Linked DNA regions of Homo sapiens: region 1 is linked to region 2. Evidence: chromatin loops called from intact Hi-C (ENCODE). Cell type or tissue: PC-3. All regions are shown on one strand. Each heading gives the region's core, and the rest is flanking DNA. Links, peaks and the distances in the headings are about the cores only. Region 1 overlaps LINC02951 (long intergenic non-protein coding RNA 2951). Region 2 overlaps ANKRD42 (ankyrin repeat domain 42).

Region 1 (8,495 bases), core at 399-8,398, 160 kb after region 2:
TTGGTTGTAGTACATATTAATGAACCTAAAAGCAAATTGGATGGAATTTCCACTCATAAAAAGGAAGACTGAACATGACCATTTGTTAATGGTCAAGAGGCATGGTGTGATTTTCTCAAGTCTATAAAGGACCAATAAAGCATGGCAGAACCATATAGCACTATAAATTAATGGAACTATGCTTTTAGTCTACCTGGATACCCAGAGATGTTTCCAGGGCTGAGTTCTTGGGTCATGTGAATGGATTACAGAGGGGCTGCAAACAGTTTAAAATCATGGGTTTTACACAAATATAGATGTGGGAATGGTTAGAGTGAGGGGAGGGACTTGGCTGTTTCCTTTTGTGTGTGGCAGGGGAGGGAGGTAACATCCTGGATGTAGCCATAGCTTTTATAAAATTTTTATAAGTCCATGGATCCAAAACATTAAGAAACACTACTATATGCATGATAAAAATCCCTACTTATTCAATAAACATTCACCAAACACTTACTACATAGAGACATTATGCTGTCTTTGTCCTCATAATGGAGGATAACATGCAAAACAAAAATTCTGAATAATTCCAGTGATTTATGGCATGAAGTCATTTTTTTCTTCTTGCTATCAATACAAGCAGACTCCCTTTGTGATGTCTTTCTACCTGCTTATCTCAATGATCTAAAGAAGATCCATGTTATAAAGTGTCTAACACATAGTAGATCCTCAAATGTTAGTTCCTTGCCTTTCACTTATCAATTTAAAGCCACATTTATCTTCTCCCCTTCTTCCTCTCTCTAGTGTTTCTTTTAATTTTTATTGAAATGAGATCCTGCTGTAGGAATATGTTATCCAGAGTCAGAGCAGGAGGCATGGTGTGATTTTACCATATCTATGCACCTATAAAGTACAGCAGCAGTACAAAAGCCCTTAAATAACGTAGGTTAAATATCAAACGTTTTGACATATAAAAGGTACTGAATGAATAGTGGCTAATAAAAATAAACAACAAAAAAATCAAATCAGAAGAACAGCAGCTGCAGACTCAAAGGAAGTATGAATAGAAAAAACACTGGTAAGTTTTCACAGGTTTCATAGTCATGAAATATGAAAACTACAAGGAAGTTTAGAGTATATAAGTCATTCTATACATGAGAAGACTGAGGGTCATACAGCTCTATCCACTTGAAGCCAATTCAGATCAGGCTTAACTTTGCTATGCAGCTTCTGACATCAAACTACATGAAATCTGAAGAGATCATAATGCTTGCTAGAATTCGGTTATTAATATCCCAAATGTGTCTCTCTAGTTAAAACTAGAGGACAAAACCTTAGGGGAAAAAAACTAACACATACACACAAGGGTTTTGCTTCTAGCTGGAGAACTCTGAAATGGACCTTGGTATATACTCAGTCCAACCTTACTATTTTACAGATTATGAAATTGAGGCCCAGAAAGGCGTAGTGACTTTTTTTTTTTTTCTTTAGATGCAGTTTTTGCATTTGTCGCCCAGGCTGGAGTGCAATGGCACCATCTCAGCTCACTGCGACCTCTGCCTCTTGGTTTCGAGCAATTCTCCTGCCTCAGCCTCCCGAGTAGCCGGGATTACAGGCACCCACCACCATGCCTGGCTACTTTTTTTTTATTTTTAGTAGAGACGGGGTTTCACCTCAGGTGATCCACCTGCCTCAGCCTTCCAAAGTGTTGGGATTACAGCCATGAGCCACTGCGCCCAGCTGGGGAAGCGACTTTTGAAGAGTAAATTACTTATTCTGTATAAGTTCAGTACAGAATCCCAGGTCTGTAGCTCCCAATTAAGATAGATCATTTTTTACATGAAGGTCACCCCTCTACAGGACTCATCTCTTTGGTGCCCTCTATCTTTGAGAATCTAGGTCTCTTATATTACTCAGAACACACTACCCATATCTATCCTTCCATGCGCATTGTTCCATCTCAGGCCCTAATCTCCTCCTTAAGCCTTCAATCCCATCCTCTATCTAATCAAACACACACACCCTTTACCTTTTCTGAGTCCTAATTCTTTTTCTTTCATTTTTTGAGACAAGATCTCGCTATGTGCTCAGTCTAGTCTTGAACTCCTGAGCTCAGGCCTCAGCCTCCTGGGTAGCTGGGACTACTGGCTTATGCCACAATGCCAGGTGGAGTCCTAATTCTCTTCAACAGTTTAAACTACAAGCTAAGGTACTAATGATCAATAATGGTATAATTTAGCATTTCCTTGCTTATATTTCTACAAGGCTATTTGAAATGGCACTGTCTTAACCCAAAAAGGCATACTTTTTGAATAAGGAATAACTATATGAAACATTTAAAGTGTTTTTTTGTTTTTGTTTTTAGACAGAGTGTCACTCTGTAGCCCACTCACAGGGTGGAGTGCAGTGGTGTGATCTCAGCTGATTGCAATCGCCACCTCCCGGGTTCAAGCAATTCTCCTGCCTCAGCCTCCCTAGTAGCTGGGACTACTGGTGCACTCCAGGCGCACTGGCCCAAACGTTACTTTTTGAAAAATAACCATTTTTAATCACAAAAATTATAAATGAGACAGCTCAAGAGGATTTTTTTTGAGGTGATAGAATTGTTTAGTATCTCAATTATGGCGGTGGTTATATGATTCTTTGCATTTGTCAAAACTCATAGAATTGTATACCAAAATATGTAAATTTAAAAATTAACAATACTTTTTTAAAGAGGAAGAAAGTAATTGCATAGTCTACTGATGCCCCTTAGTTTTCCTGCCCAGAGGCAATCACAATGCAATACTGGTCTTCTAAAGAATCAGCTGGGTGTGGTGGCTCACACCTGTAATCCCAGCGCTTTGGGAAGCCAAGCCAGGAAGACTGCTGGAGCTCAGGAGTTTGAGACCAGCCTGGACAACATGGCAAAACCCTGTCTCTACAAAAACTTAGCCAGGCATGGTGGTACCCATCTGTAGTCCCAACTACTCAGGAGGCTGAGGTGGGAGGATCACTTCAGCCTGGGAGGCAGGGGCTGCAGTGAGCCAAGATTGCACCACTGCACTCCAGCCTGGGTGACAGAGCCAGGCCCTGTCTCAAAAAGAAAAGAATTCTTTTTAACAGGAGAAAAAGCACAGAAAATTATTTTTTTATTGATACATACATAATAGATGTATATAATTTAGGGTACATGCGACAATTTTATACATTTATGTAATTTGTAAAGATCAAATCAGTGTACTAAGAATGACATTGTAATGCTAGAAATGTAGTCACTGAGGCAGACTTATTGGACAGATGTTTTTGGAAATGACGACTTTTTAGTCCTTGTAAGCTGATAAATCCACTATTCTATTCAAGGTAAGGTTGGCACTTATTGGGGCAAATGAAAATGAGAAAATTAGGGAGTAAGGTCTGGAGAAGATAAGTGAGAATTAACACTGACACTAAAATTTTAACATTCAGGGACTAGAGCCAAAACAATAAATACATTTAAAAACAAAGATTGCATAAGAACAAAAATGTGATTGTTTTCAAAGGTTACAGATTTTATTCCAAGGCTGTGCTGAAAAAACATCCTGCTTGGTAGCCTACCTGGAATCAAATATTCTCTCCCCTTCCTACTAATATTACTCATATGTCTAATTCAGTTTCTATACAGTTCTTAGTGTTTTTTCAGTTATATGTCATTCATGCCAACATATCCATTTTACCCATTTAATTGATACTGAATGATTACTAAATGTAAAATTAATAGTTCTGGTATTTTATTGCCATTACAATATTTATATTATTCTACTGTAGCTTTTTTGGCTTGCAGATCTATTTTCCACCTCTCCCCGCCAAAACTGTCAGACTCATATTGGCATATCTGTGTTTATTTATCTTGGAATCCCTAGAACCTACCTTGTATATTATCTGACACCTAGTGGATACCGAATGAATATTTACTGAAGAAACAAGAGCCCTGTTTTAAGCAGAAGGAAATGTGAATACAAATATGGTTGAGCTCCTGCTTTTAAAAGAACTTACAACTTGCTGGTCATGTACAGTCAATATAATTAGTAGGCCACATGCATAGGTGGGTAAATAGAGGACAGAGGGTAGAGAAAGACTGAATGTAGTCCGATTACATGAAACAACTTATCTTAACATTCTATTACAAACATTAGTGCTAGGGTATGTAACAGGAGACCCTTTACTGTCCTTTCATAGACCTGTGCTGATGATAGAAAACCTTACTGGGTGACAGGAAAATAGATTGGATAGATATAGCATATCTAAAAATGTTCTAATTGTATTTTATTTTTAAAGAAACTGAGGATGAAACAGCCATTGACAAGACTGCATATTCTTGGAATCTGTTATCATAAAGAATAAGGTCCTAAAGGAAAACAATTTATTTCACTAAAAAACAAGTCTGACTGGGCGCGGTGGCCAGCACTTTGGGCCGAGGTGGGCGGATCACTTGAGGCCAGGAGTTCAAGACCAGCCTGGCCAACATGGGGAAACCCTGTCTGCACCAAAAATACAAAATTAGCTGGGTGTGGTGGCGCAGTGCGTAGTCCTGGCTACTCCAGAGGCTGAGGCAGGAGAATGACTTGAACCTGGGAGGCAGAGGTTGCAGTGAGCCGAGATCGCACCACTGTACTCCAGCCTGAGCAACAGAGCAAACTCCATCTCAAACAAACAAACAAACAAACAGAAGAAAATCCCCTAGTCTTTCTGGAGATATTTCATAGGCTTCTTTCAGAAGATAAACTTAAGTGTTAACAGTAATGGCTTTATGGTCATAGCATTTACTACACGATGACATAAAGCTCAACCATCAATACATAATGTTTTATTCTCCAATACTATGGTCCTCTCCTGATCCTTTCACACACTAGTTCTGATGTACTGAGAATTGAGGACTCCAATTCAGTTTCCTGTTGAGGCGAGGTAGGATTTCATCAAGAAATGTTTTATTTCCTTGATTGTCTGAAACAGTGCACTTTGCTAGTGCAAAATCTGTCACAAAAGAATTGGATAAGTGGGAGGGGGGTGTAAATTGTTAAAGGACTAAGCAATCCATCAGAGTTTTATAATTTAACAACTTACTTATCCATTAAGCAATTATTTCATGCCTACTGCTTATGTGCCAAGCAGAAGAAAACAGCATATTACCTACTGGTAACAATAACAAGTGGCTGCCAAGGCAGCTTAGTGGTTTATGAGCCAGTCATTTTGCAGCATTGTGCTAAAAGGGAGGGAGAGTTAGAAGGTAAAATCAAGTCGCTTCTTACATGTTATCATCAGCTTTTGGGGAGTATCGTGAATTTTATTTTTTATTTTTAGTTGAGAGACAAGGTCTTGCTCTGTAGCCCAAGTTGGAGTGCAGTGGCATGATCATGGCTCACTGCAGCCTCAACCTCTTGGGCTCAAGCGATCCTCTCACCTTAGCCTCCCCAGTAGCTAGGACTACCAGCACGTGCCACCACAACCAGCTAATTTTTAAATTTATTGTCGAGATAAGGTCTCCCTATGTTGTCCAAGCTGGTCACAAGCTCCTGGGCTTAAGCAATCCTCCTGCCTTGGCTTCTCAAAGTGCTAGGATTACAGGCATGAAAATGTTCATTCATTTGTTCTGTTGTGTACCAAGTGTAGTGGATATAGTCAAGCTTGGATATTAAAACCTATATATTCAGGTATTAATAAAGGAGCTAGATCCTCCCCCAACCTCATCCCTGATGAAACAAATGAAAATTTAGTAATTTTGAAAAAGTATCTTAGTCTTCACCATGAGAAAAATGAGATCTTCCTTAAATTCACCTTATAGTGTAAATATTTTGATTTTAAATTATATAGGTTAAGGCATCAAATTTTTCACTGCTTAGGTGTCTACAGATTTCAGTCAGGCTTTGGATACAACAGTGAAGAAGACAAGCTCCTATTAAAAAATTTTAACCAGGGTTCTTAATTAGGAGTTTATAGATTAATTAAAGGGGTCCATTACATCTCTCTTTTATTTTGAGACAGGGTCGGGCTCTGTTGCCCAGGCTGGAGTGCAGTGGCGTGATCTCAGCTCACAGCAATCTTTGCCTCCCTGGTTCAAGTGATTCTTCTGCCTCAGCCTTGTGAGTAGCTGGGACTACAGCAGGCCACCATGCCAGGCTAATTTTTTTTTTTATTTTTAGTAGAGACAGGGCTTCATCATGTTGGCCAGGCTGGTCTCGAACTCGTGGGCTCAAATGATCTGCCCACTTTGGCCTCCCAAAGTGCTAGGATTACAGGCATGAGCCACCATGCCTGGCATCTACTTTCAATAACTTCTAATAAAATGTAAACATAGCCAGTCAATCACAGTAGTTAGCAGTAAATGTGACTGTCACAATTAAACTGATTATTTCCATATCACATTACAATTGTTGCAGATAAGTTGAAATATTTATGCTCACCACGCTACTGTGTTGAAATTATAGTAAGGCCACTGCTAGATCTTATTCATTAATAAACCACATATATTTCTATATCAAATTTTTTTGGTAACTATTTCAATATTCTTGGATCCTTTTGTAATTCAATGTACTGTACTTTATATGTTTAAAGGCTTTTTTAAAAAAAAGCGGTCCATAGACTTCACTAGATTGACAAAGAGGTCCATGACACTAAAAGTTAAGAGTAAAATGGTTTAGACGGCCATAGCCATCTGTACCTCTAGGGGCCTTATACTTCATATTTACTCAACACATACTTCCAGAATGAAATAATTTAAAGTTGGTTGAAATTGTGCCCCCCAAATATTAATACTTTGGTTGTCTACAATAGAGTACTGTAGAGTTGCTTCTTATTCAAAAGCTTCCTTTTTTTTTTTTTTGAGACAGTCTTGCTCTGTCACCAGGCTGGAGTACAGTGGCGCGATCTTGGCTCACTGTACTGCAACCTCCGCCTCCTGGGTTCAAGTGATTCCCCTGCCTCAGCCTCCCGAGTAGCTGGGACTACAAGCGCATGCCAGCATGCCTGGCTAAGTTTTTGTATTTTAGTAGAGATGGAGTTTCAGCATGTTGGCCAGGATGGTCTCGATCTCCTGATCTCGTGATCCGCCTGCCTCGGCCTCCCAAAGTGCTGGGATTACAGGTGTGAGCCACCACACCTGGCCATTCAAAAACTTTTCTAAAAAAATCAAATACTTTAGATCAAGTTTTTTCCACCTTGCGGCCCAGGACAGCTTTGAATGCAGCCCAACACAAATTCATAAACTTTGCTAAAACATTGCTTTTGTGATTCTTTTTAAAAACTCATCAGCTATCATTAGTGTTAGTGTATTTTATGTGTGGCCCAAGATAATTCTTCCAATGTGGCCCAAGGAAGCCAGAAGATTGGCTGCCCCTGATTTACATGAAACATAGAATGGATCATAGTTTATCTCCCCAAAAGAACTTTATTATACGTCTTTCTAGATAAGCAATACTTGCTCATGTGGCTGGACTATATTCTTTACTTAATATCATTTTAAAATATATTTTTTGAGACAGGGTCTAACTCTGACACCAAGGCTGGAATGCAGTGGTGTGATCTTGGCGTACTCCAACCTCCACCTCCTAGGCTCAAGCGATCCTCCCACTTCAGACTTCCCAGTAGCCAGGACCACAGGCACACACCACGATGCCTCTACTTTTTTTTTTTTTTTTTTTTTTGGTAGAGACAGGGTTTCGCCATGTTGCCCAGGCTGATCTCGAACTCCTGAGCTCAAGCAATCCACTCACCTCAGCCTCCCAGTGTTGGGATTACAGGCGTGAGGTGCCACACCTGGCTCCCCAAAATATATATTTTTAAGAGACAGGCTCTTACAATGTTGCCCAGGCTGGTCTCGAACTCCTGGGCTCAGGCAACCCTCCCAAAGTGTTGGCATTATAGGCGTGAGCCACCACACCTGGCCTCTTTGTTGAGTAACTATGTACATGCAAACATTAAAAATTTTGGCAGGCCGGGCGCGGTGGCTCACGAGGTCAGGAGATCAATACTATCCCGTCTAACACAGTGAAAACCCGTCTCCAGTAAAAATACAAAAAATTAGCCGGGCGTGGTGGCAGGCGCCTGTAGTCCCAGCTACTCCGGAGGCTGAGGCAGGAGAATGGCGAGAGCCCGGGAGGCGGAGCATGCAGCATGCACCCCGTCTCTACTAAAAAAAAAAATACAAAAAATTAGCAGGGTGTGGTGGCACATGCCTGTAATCCCAGCTACTCAGGAGGCTGAGGCAGGAGAACGGCGTGAACCCGGGAGGCGGAGCTTGCAGTGAGCCGAGATCGAGCCACTGCACTCCAGCCTGGGGGACACAGCGAGACTCTGTCTCAAAAAAACAAAACATTGAAAAAAAAATTTTTGTTATCTCTGTCTTGGAATTGCAGCAAGAATAAGGGGTACTGGAGCACAATTTAAATAACAGTGATTTAGGAACTATTTACCTTGGTGCTTTCAAATAAAATTAGGAATTGGATTAGGTGGAAAAATAAACTAGTAGCTTATTAAAAATGCAGATTTTAAAAATCATACATTGT
Region 2 (8,495 bases), core at 393-8,392:
CTGCATCTAGTTAGGCAAGCCAGCTCCGAACACAGAGGCTCCAAGAACAGCAAAAGGTGCATATCCCTGGGGAGAGCCCATGGCTGGAGTTAGTTCTCCAAGGTGTTCCTGCCCACACCTTTTCTAATGAGTCCAGTTAGTTTAACTCAATAGTGTGTGAACACGTAAGTAAGCTGCCATTATCCAACACCGCCTGGAAAAACAACCATGCATCTGGTCCCTCCCATATCCCTCAGCTGCAAACTTGAGAGTAGGATAAACTTCTAGCTTTCTCTTACAGTGGCCAGGTGTTTGTGGGCATAGGGTAATACAGATGGTCTCTTGAAAAAAAGTTTAGCGGCTAGTCTGAAGAAAAATAACAAACCTTTGATTGGGACTTAGCATATGATACAACTGTTCTTCATACTATACATACAAAATCAAGTGTAGTAAGTAGCATTACCAGTATTTTAAAGATGAGGCCAGGTGCGGTGGCTCACGCCTATAATCCCAGCACTTTGGGAGGCCAAGGCAGGCAGATCACTTGAGGTCAGGAGTTCAAGACTAGCCTGGCCAACCCTATCTCCGCTAAAAATACAAAAATTAGCTGGGCTTGTCCTGCACACTTGTAATCCCAGCTACTCAGGAGGCTGAGGCAGGAGAATCGCTTGAACCCAGGAGACAGAGGCTGCAGTGAGCCAAGACTGCGCCACTGCACTCCAGCTTGTGCTACAGAGCAAGACCCTGTCTCAAAAAAAAAAAAAAGAAAAGAAAAAAGAAAAACACTCAGGTGGGGCAGGAGTTTAACCTAATCCAACTAGATGGAACTAGAAAAAGAATATAGAAAATTTAGGGGGAAGAGGTGGCTACTTGTCAGATGTAGCCAATTTCCTAGTGCTTTAATAGAGTTATGACTTCCAGAAACAGGCAGGGTATGGTGGCTCACATCTGTAATCCCAGCACTTTAGGAGGCTGTGGTGGGCAGATCACTTTGAGCTCAGGAGTTTGAGACCAACCTGGACAACAATCCCCTCTCTCTACAAAAAAATACAAAAAAATTTAGCTGGGCATGGTGGCTCATGCCTGTAGTCCCAGCTACTCACGAGGCTGAGGCTGGAGGATTGCTTGAGCCTGGGAACTGGAGGTTGCAGTGAGCCAAGATCATGACCCTGAATGCCAGCCTGGGCACAGAGTGAGATAGTGTCTCAAAAAAATTAATTAAAGACTTCCAAAGACAGCAATACTTATTTTTCTTTACCTTTTATGTATTAGAAGAGGATTCCAAATTTTCCAAAGTCCCTCCTAACACCAAATATGTAACTTGTTCTATCAAACCAAGTCTTAAAATACAACTTCAAAAGAAAATATGTGCTTGGCATTCAACAGGCCTTCCATAAGTGTTCACTGAAGGTTCCAAATCTCCCAATTCTAAAAGTTTCTGCATTTGGAGAACATTTTTCACCAAGATTACTCGTTTCTTTATCTTACATCATAGCCAAGAAATATATTTCTCCCCAATACATGTTTTCTCCTAAACTCAATAGAACTGTATATTAAGATACTAAATACATGAATCATAATGCTTAGGCACCAAAAGCAATTCTAAATGTAAATGCAGTCTATTACTACAACAAAATTAGACAAAAATCCTTGTGGGGAAAATGTATGTATTTTTTTGCCCTGAAAGAACAGGTTTGTCGAACAGATTAAAATTCTACATATAAAACTGTTGAAAGAGTTTATGGATCTACAAATTACTGCTGGGATATATGGAATTCTTATTTTTCAAAAAGCCTATGCACTCTGAGAAATTCTAGACAGCATATGAAACTATAAGAGAATTCCACCTTCTTGCTTACCAGTACAGACTCTTCTTAACAGTGTCAAAACTAACCCTTCTCCCCCAAAAAAGTAGGGTATAAACAAAGAGAAAGAAAGGGAAATCACAAACTTTTAGAACTTCCCCAAGCTAAGAGTTGAACATGGATAAACTCACTGAAGTCCTCATATTGCTCCATGGGCCACTCTAGGTACATAAGCTAGGATGTCATAGGTCAGAGAGAAGCCCAGCAGAGACCACATCAAAGTTCAACCTTGTTCCAGACCTTTGTAGGTAGAAAATAAGGTTAAGTGAAACATGGAAGGTAACCATGGAATATTACCGGTTCCCGGTCAGTCACTCTTGATTAGCAAACATGGCCCAAAGCTGTAGATCAAGGACTTCCTGAATAATACTGGTTCTGGAGACAGAAGCTATGAGTTCAGTGCTACATAACTCTCTCTCTGGACAGACAGCTCTGCCAAAGCTATTACATTATATTTAAGTATATGTATTAAGTATATATCTAAATATATATTATACTTAAAATATTAGTTTAAATTTAATGTTTTAAGTACAATATATATACCAAAGAGCACAAAGAAAAAAAAAGGTACAGCTTGATGAATTTTTACAAAGTGAACACACCCCTGTGACCATGACTGAGATAAAGAGATTAGACATTACCAGTATCCCAGAAGCCTCCATTTGCCCCTTCCTAGGCACTACTGACTTGATTTATCTTACTGATTTGTGGACTACATGTAATCACACGGTATGTGTTCTTTCATATTGTTTCCTTTTAGTCAGCATAGTGTTTGTGAAATTCATTCGTGGTGATGTGTAGAGTAGCAATTCACACATTTTCATTGCTATATAATATTCCATTGTATGAATATAGCAAAATGTATTGATTCTTACTGTTGAGGGAATTTTTAGATGATTCTAGTTTGAGAGATATATGTAATAATGCTGACAAGAACATTATATATTTTTGGTGTCCATCTGTGTACACAAAGAAACATGTACTAATTCCACTAGGAATTAATTTTCCAAAGTGGTAGCCAATTTACACTGCCACCACTGGTGTATAAAATCTCCAGTTGTTCCACATCCTCACCAGCATTTGGTAACGTCTGTTTCAATTTTTGCCATTCTGATGGGTATATATTGGTATCTTGTTTGGGTTTTAATTTACATTTCTGATAACCAGTGATTTTGAGCACAATTTCATGTTTATTGGCCACTTGGATATCTTCTTTTGTGAAATGCCTACACAAGTCTTGCCCAGTTTTTTTACTGGACTGTCTTTTTCACGTTGATTTATATATTCTAGATACAACTTCTTTTTCAGATAGGAGAGAAGAAAGAAAAGCAGAGAGAAAGAAAGGAAATATGTTTTTCTACACTTTGGCTTGCCTTTTCAAGTCTGTTCATATAATCTTTGATGAACTGAAGTCTTATTTTAATGAAGTCCAGTCTACACATTTTTTTCCTACCCCAAGGTCATGAAGATATCCTACGTTATATTTTATCATCTCAACTTCCAATTTAAGACATATCTTGAAATATATGTTTGAACTTATAGTGTAACATTTTAACAAAATTCTTACCAATTTTTAAGTTTTCATAAGTAAATTAACCCTAAAATTAATTTACTAAATTAATTTACTAAAATTAAAAAGCTATCATCAAAAGTTTTCAAAGAAAAATTTTCAAAATAAATGTTCTTAAAAGCACAGAAAGAGGGAATGTGAGGGGTTTATAATAGCAGTAACAAGTGGTGTTAAAAGCATAGACTTGGGGCTAGACAGGTTGAAATCATGGCTAGCCATCTAACAAGCTTTGTAACTTTATAAATTGTTTATTTTATCTGAGAGTTGATTTCTTCATTTATAAAATGAAGATGGTATCTGCTGAATATAAAGTCTTAACACTAAGCCCAACATACTCAAAACCTGTTGTTAATGATGACTAAGATGATGTTATTAACATAAGTTAAGTGATCTTATAAAACTTAGATTTTCAGTACTGCGGGTAAAGTAAGTGCCCAATCATGCTGTGATACAGATGACGAGAAGCCCTCAGACCAGTACAAGGTGCTTGATAGAAGGAGAGATCACGTGTGACCAGGGAGACTAGGAAAGGGGTGATAAATGAGATGGCTCCTAGGGGATTTTACAGAGTCAACAGGCAGTTTTCAAGGTATATGGACAAATTGAACAAAGGCTTAATGATGGGAAAGCATAGGGTAGCTTAAGAAAAAATAAGCTATTAATATATATATAGGAGAACAGACAAAAATAAAGTTGGTGAGGTAGGTTAAGGCTGAATGTCAAACTGAAGAATCAGTACTTATTCAGGTAAGGAAGATTTTCAATCCAAGGAGTGACAAGAAAATCAAGCTGACCACTGTGAGTCAAATGGATTTGGATAGGGAAGGAGTAAATACCAAAATTCTATCACAGTAGTTCAGATAGAAAGATATAGAAACCTAAACTAGGGAAGCAGTGAAAGTAGAGAACATGTTCCTACCTACAGGATGGACTCGCTTTTTGTATGATCTAAAGGAGAAAACATGGCTAATCATTAAGAGTCCAAGACTGGGTAGTTGAGAAAATAGTGATGCCATTAATTTAAATGCAGAGATAGGGGAGAGAATCTGGTCTTGATATTGAGCTTGGTTCTGGACATTTTTTTTTAATTCAAGCACCACCAGGAATTTCGGGTGGAAATGTCCAGTTGACGAGCAGTGGGAAATACAGGTGGGGATCCCTAGTGGGGACACAGTACTTAAGTATGGATTTGATAGTCATTTCCACAGAAGTATTAGAAAAATATAATGTGGAGACAGAGATTCTGAGTTTGCTCCTGCCTTACACTAGCTGTATGCTCTAACAAGACTCTCAACTTCTCTGAGCCTCTGCCCTCTCATTTATAACATGGGATCAAAAATATATATATCATTCTACCTCCTCATAGGGTTGATGCAGACTAAAATGAGATAATATCTGAGAAAGTGCTATAAAAACAGCTGTTATCAAAAAACCATTTAAGTGCTTTATATATGTCAAACTATCCTAGGAAACTATTCGAATAATTTTTTTTCTCAGTAAAAATTATACTATTGCAGATTATGTTGGGGGCCGAGGATCTTAAGGTACAGTAGTATGCAATCATAGGTCCTGACCAGAAGGTGGCAGGAGAAAGACTTAGTCAGAGCTTCTTGAGGATTCCGTATTTATAATCCTGAACGAAAAGTTCATTTTACTTATACATTACATATAATTAGACTCCCAGATAAATTCTTCCTATCCTTAGCTGCATGTGGCTCTACACATTTATTTATCCACTGACCATGTCAACTCATCTGTAATATAGAAAATGGAAAAAAAGAAAGGGAGTAAATAATACAATGACTACTACTATATAGTGAATACCTCTGCGTGCTAGAAACCAAATTCAGGATTTCTACACAATATTCCATTTAACATCAATACAATTCCATGAGGTAGGTATTATTATTCCTCATTTTAAAGATGAGGAAATTGAGATTCAAGCTTTTGCAAGTGAAAATAAGCAGTGCCAGAGTTGCAGCTGCCATGAAAGCTCAGTGACATTTGCTTATTTACAAAAATTAGGTATAACCTAAAGCAAGAATGCAAAAAAAAATGAACTCTGAGCACAGGGACCTTGAGACAGCTCTCCTGAAAGCCTACACATTGTTGGTAGAGTGAAGTTTTAGGGAAGCAAAACTGTGAAGTATGAAACCAGATCCAACCTGAGAACAGATGCTTCTGAGTAAGCAAAGAGAATTTCTAAATAGCTAAAAGACAGAAACATTCCTAAAGTAGACAGTTTGGAATGGCTCAAAAGAAAATGTGCAGCTTGCGTGACCACCCCAAAAGATTGTCCCACCTAGGCAGCTGAAGAACAACAACTTAGCCTTGGCAACAAAGCAAGATCCCGTCCTTACAAAACAAACAAACAAACAAACAAAAAAACTAATTGGCCAGGTGTGTTGGTGCATGCCTACAGTCCCAGCTACTTGGGAGGCTGAGGCAAGAGGATCACTTGAACCTAGGGAGTTCGAGGCTACAGTGCCCTATGATGGCACCACTGCATTGAAGTATGGGTGACAAGAGCAACACCCTGTCCAAAAAAAGAAAAAACGAAGAACAACAACTTACAACTTACCTTTCTACTTTTGAGGAGACTGGGAGTCACAGAGTCCCTGCCACAAGGTGGAGGGGTAACAGATTTGATTGGAAGCAGTGAGTTATAAATGGTGCTGTGTCCTCTAGCCCTCTAACCAACACATGACTGTACAGCTGGCCTCTCTGATACTAAATTTTCCCCATGTGCTAAAGATCGTACAAGAAGAGGGTTGCAAAATGAAGAGAATAGATTAATTATTATAGTTAATTATATTTCTTGGAAAATCAACCACTGGTGAGACACCAAAACCCAGAGAAACTGAGGAAGTGGTTATATTTGCATATGCATAGAAATACACATACATGTTTGCAGATAAATAGAATTTTGTCTAATATGGTATGTACTAAATTGTTAACAATAGCTTCCTCTGGAGAGTGGAACTTAGTGTCAGAAGGAACATCTATCTTGTTTTTAACACTATACAACAAACATGTTTTATTATTTTAATATTTTTAAAGTGGTTATTAAAGAGACCAATGACTAGTTTGTGCAAAATAAAAAGAAGCCAGGAAGATTCTATAATATTAATAGATCAGATTTGAGGTGACACAAGCCTCAAACAGAATTAATTCATCCATGATGATTGATGAAGAAACTTCCCTATGGAAAGAAAATATGGATTCCATTCAAAGCACTTTATTTTGGTTATTTAGAATATTAAAATATACATATCCTCTAGCTGTCTTAGAATTCTGATTGATTACTTATGAAAACATTTTCTCCTTCTATGGTACAATGTTAACAATAATACTTATGAACTAGGCTGCTGTTTGAAGATAGATAGACAGATGTGTGTATGTATCTAGAAAGTTATAGTTACATATAGAGTGTGTGTGTGTGTGTGTGTGTGTGTGTGTGTGTGTGTGTATTCCTTTAATCCTGTCATCAGCTCTAGAAAGTATAAGTTATCATCTCCAGTTTATAGTTGAGGCACAAAAAGGTTAAATGAGTAGCCCAAATCAAAAAAGACTATAGCCAGGATTCAAGTCCAAAGAGCCCCAGCCCAAAGCTTGTACTCTTGGCCACTCTTGTATATACTTCTTGAGAAAAATAAATGTATTAAAAAGGACACCAACCATAGCCACAAAGTTTGGGACTTGAATTTTTTCCAGTGTTTCCCTGAGTTGATCAACTTCTGCTCGATATTCATCAAGCTGACATTCTAATTTTTCTCTACGTAGTCGTTCATACTCCAGCTGGCCCTGCAGTTCTTTGATGGTCCTATCAAAAACAAAATTTTTTAAAAATCAATCATCAATGTCAACTAATAATTACTTTTAGTAGTGGAAAGCATTCATACATTGTATTTAAGGCAAATAAAACAAAGAAATCATTTATTCAACAAATATGTATTAAGGGTCTACTAAGAATGAGCACTGACCTAGGTATTGGGGATACAGTGGTGAACAAAAGGCCCAAAATCTGCCTTCCTGGACCTTACTTTAGTAATAGAGATATGCAGACAACAAGGAAAATAAATAAGTAAAATATATGGTATGTTGGAAGGTAATAAGTGCTAAAGGAGAAAACAAAAATAAAGCAGGAAAGAGTAGTATAAAATGTTGTGGAAGAGGGGCTTAACATTTCATACACAGTGGCTAGGGAAGGCTTTATTGAGAAGGGGGCTTCTAAGCCAAGCCCTGAAGGAAATAAGAGAGATAACCCTGTAGACATTAGAGGAAAAGCATTCCAGACAAAAGGAACAAGTGCAAAGGCCCTAAAGTAGAAGGATGCCTGATGAAGTACAAGAAAAACAGAAGCCAATGTGATAGAATCATTTAAAGAATAAAAGGGAGGCCAGGCGCGGTGGCTCACGTCTGTAACCCCAGCACTTTGGGAGGCGGAGGCAGGTGGATCACTTGAGGCCAGGAATTTGAGGCCAGCCTGGCCAACACGGTGTAACCCTATCTCTACTAAAAATACAAAAAAAAAAGTCATTAGTAGGAAATAATTTTTCCACCATGAGGTACTTTTCTAGACTACAAGGAATCTAAGAACTTTCAGCTAGGCTCTTAGACCAAGGCTAACACTAAAAAAAAAAAAATCTACATCTCAAAACACTTCAAACAGTATAGAGGCAGTGGACAGCCACCTATATGATATGATTTGTGAGATACCAAGAAAGCTCCTGATTTAAAACAAAAACAAAAAAATCAGTCTGCCACAGCTTCCTGGTGTCTAAAATCACATCAAGAGGTAGTTTCAGTTAATAGGGTAGCAGGGAAAAAAACAGAAAAAAGAGTATTTTGGCCTAATGTTTTGCCATCTGTTTAAATTCCCAAGTATCCATCCATGGAAGAATGACACATTAATCCTTATATTATTTTTTATTTTCTTTCTTTTAAACTAGAGCCAAATGTCAGCTTAACCACATTAATCCTTATCAAAGATTTAGATGTTACTCTGAATACAGTTAGCAGACCTCTTTCAGAACTAGATTTGGAAACAGGTGGAGGAAAGGGAAACAGGCAGTTCTAAG

The links. Hi-C counts contacts between places; a loop is a spot of excess contacts. Peaks named below come from ENCODE experiments on the same cell type or tissue, not always from the same donor. Only the 100,000 strongest peaks of a DNase experiment are listed, where the experiment ranks them.
Region 1: a loop joins it to region 2, with 6 times the contacts of the local background. A loop is called at or near these places in 17 of 110 quality-filtered maps.

Annotation. Positions count from the first base shown.
Region 1 is chr11:83,082,610-83,091,104 of GRCh38, reverse strand. All of the region lies in intron 2 of LINC02951 (long intergenic non-protein coding RNA 2951), which reads left to right. Among named protein-coding and RNA genes, the nearest start is that of LINC02951, 10 kb to the left of the region's middle. In PC-3, for the core only: CTCF peaks have their summits at 1,863 and 3,887 (motif pointing left); a DNase peak (open chromatin) is centred at 3,884.
Region 2 is chr11:83,246,685-83,255,179 of GRCh38, reverse strand. ANKRD42 (ankyrin repeat domain 42) reads right to left here. Exons shown (of 11, transcript NM_001300975.2): 11 at 6,209-7,237. The coding sequence ends at 6,976. Among named protein-coding and RNA genes, the nearest start is that of CCDC90B-AS1, 35 kb to the left of the region's middle. In PC-3, for the core only: CTCF peaks have their summits at 4,767 and 4,971 (motif pointing right); a DNase peak (open chromatin) is centred at 4,989.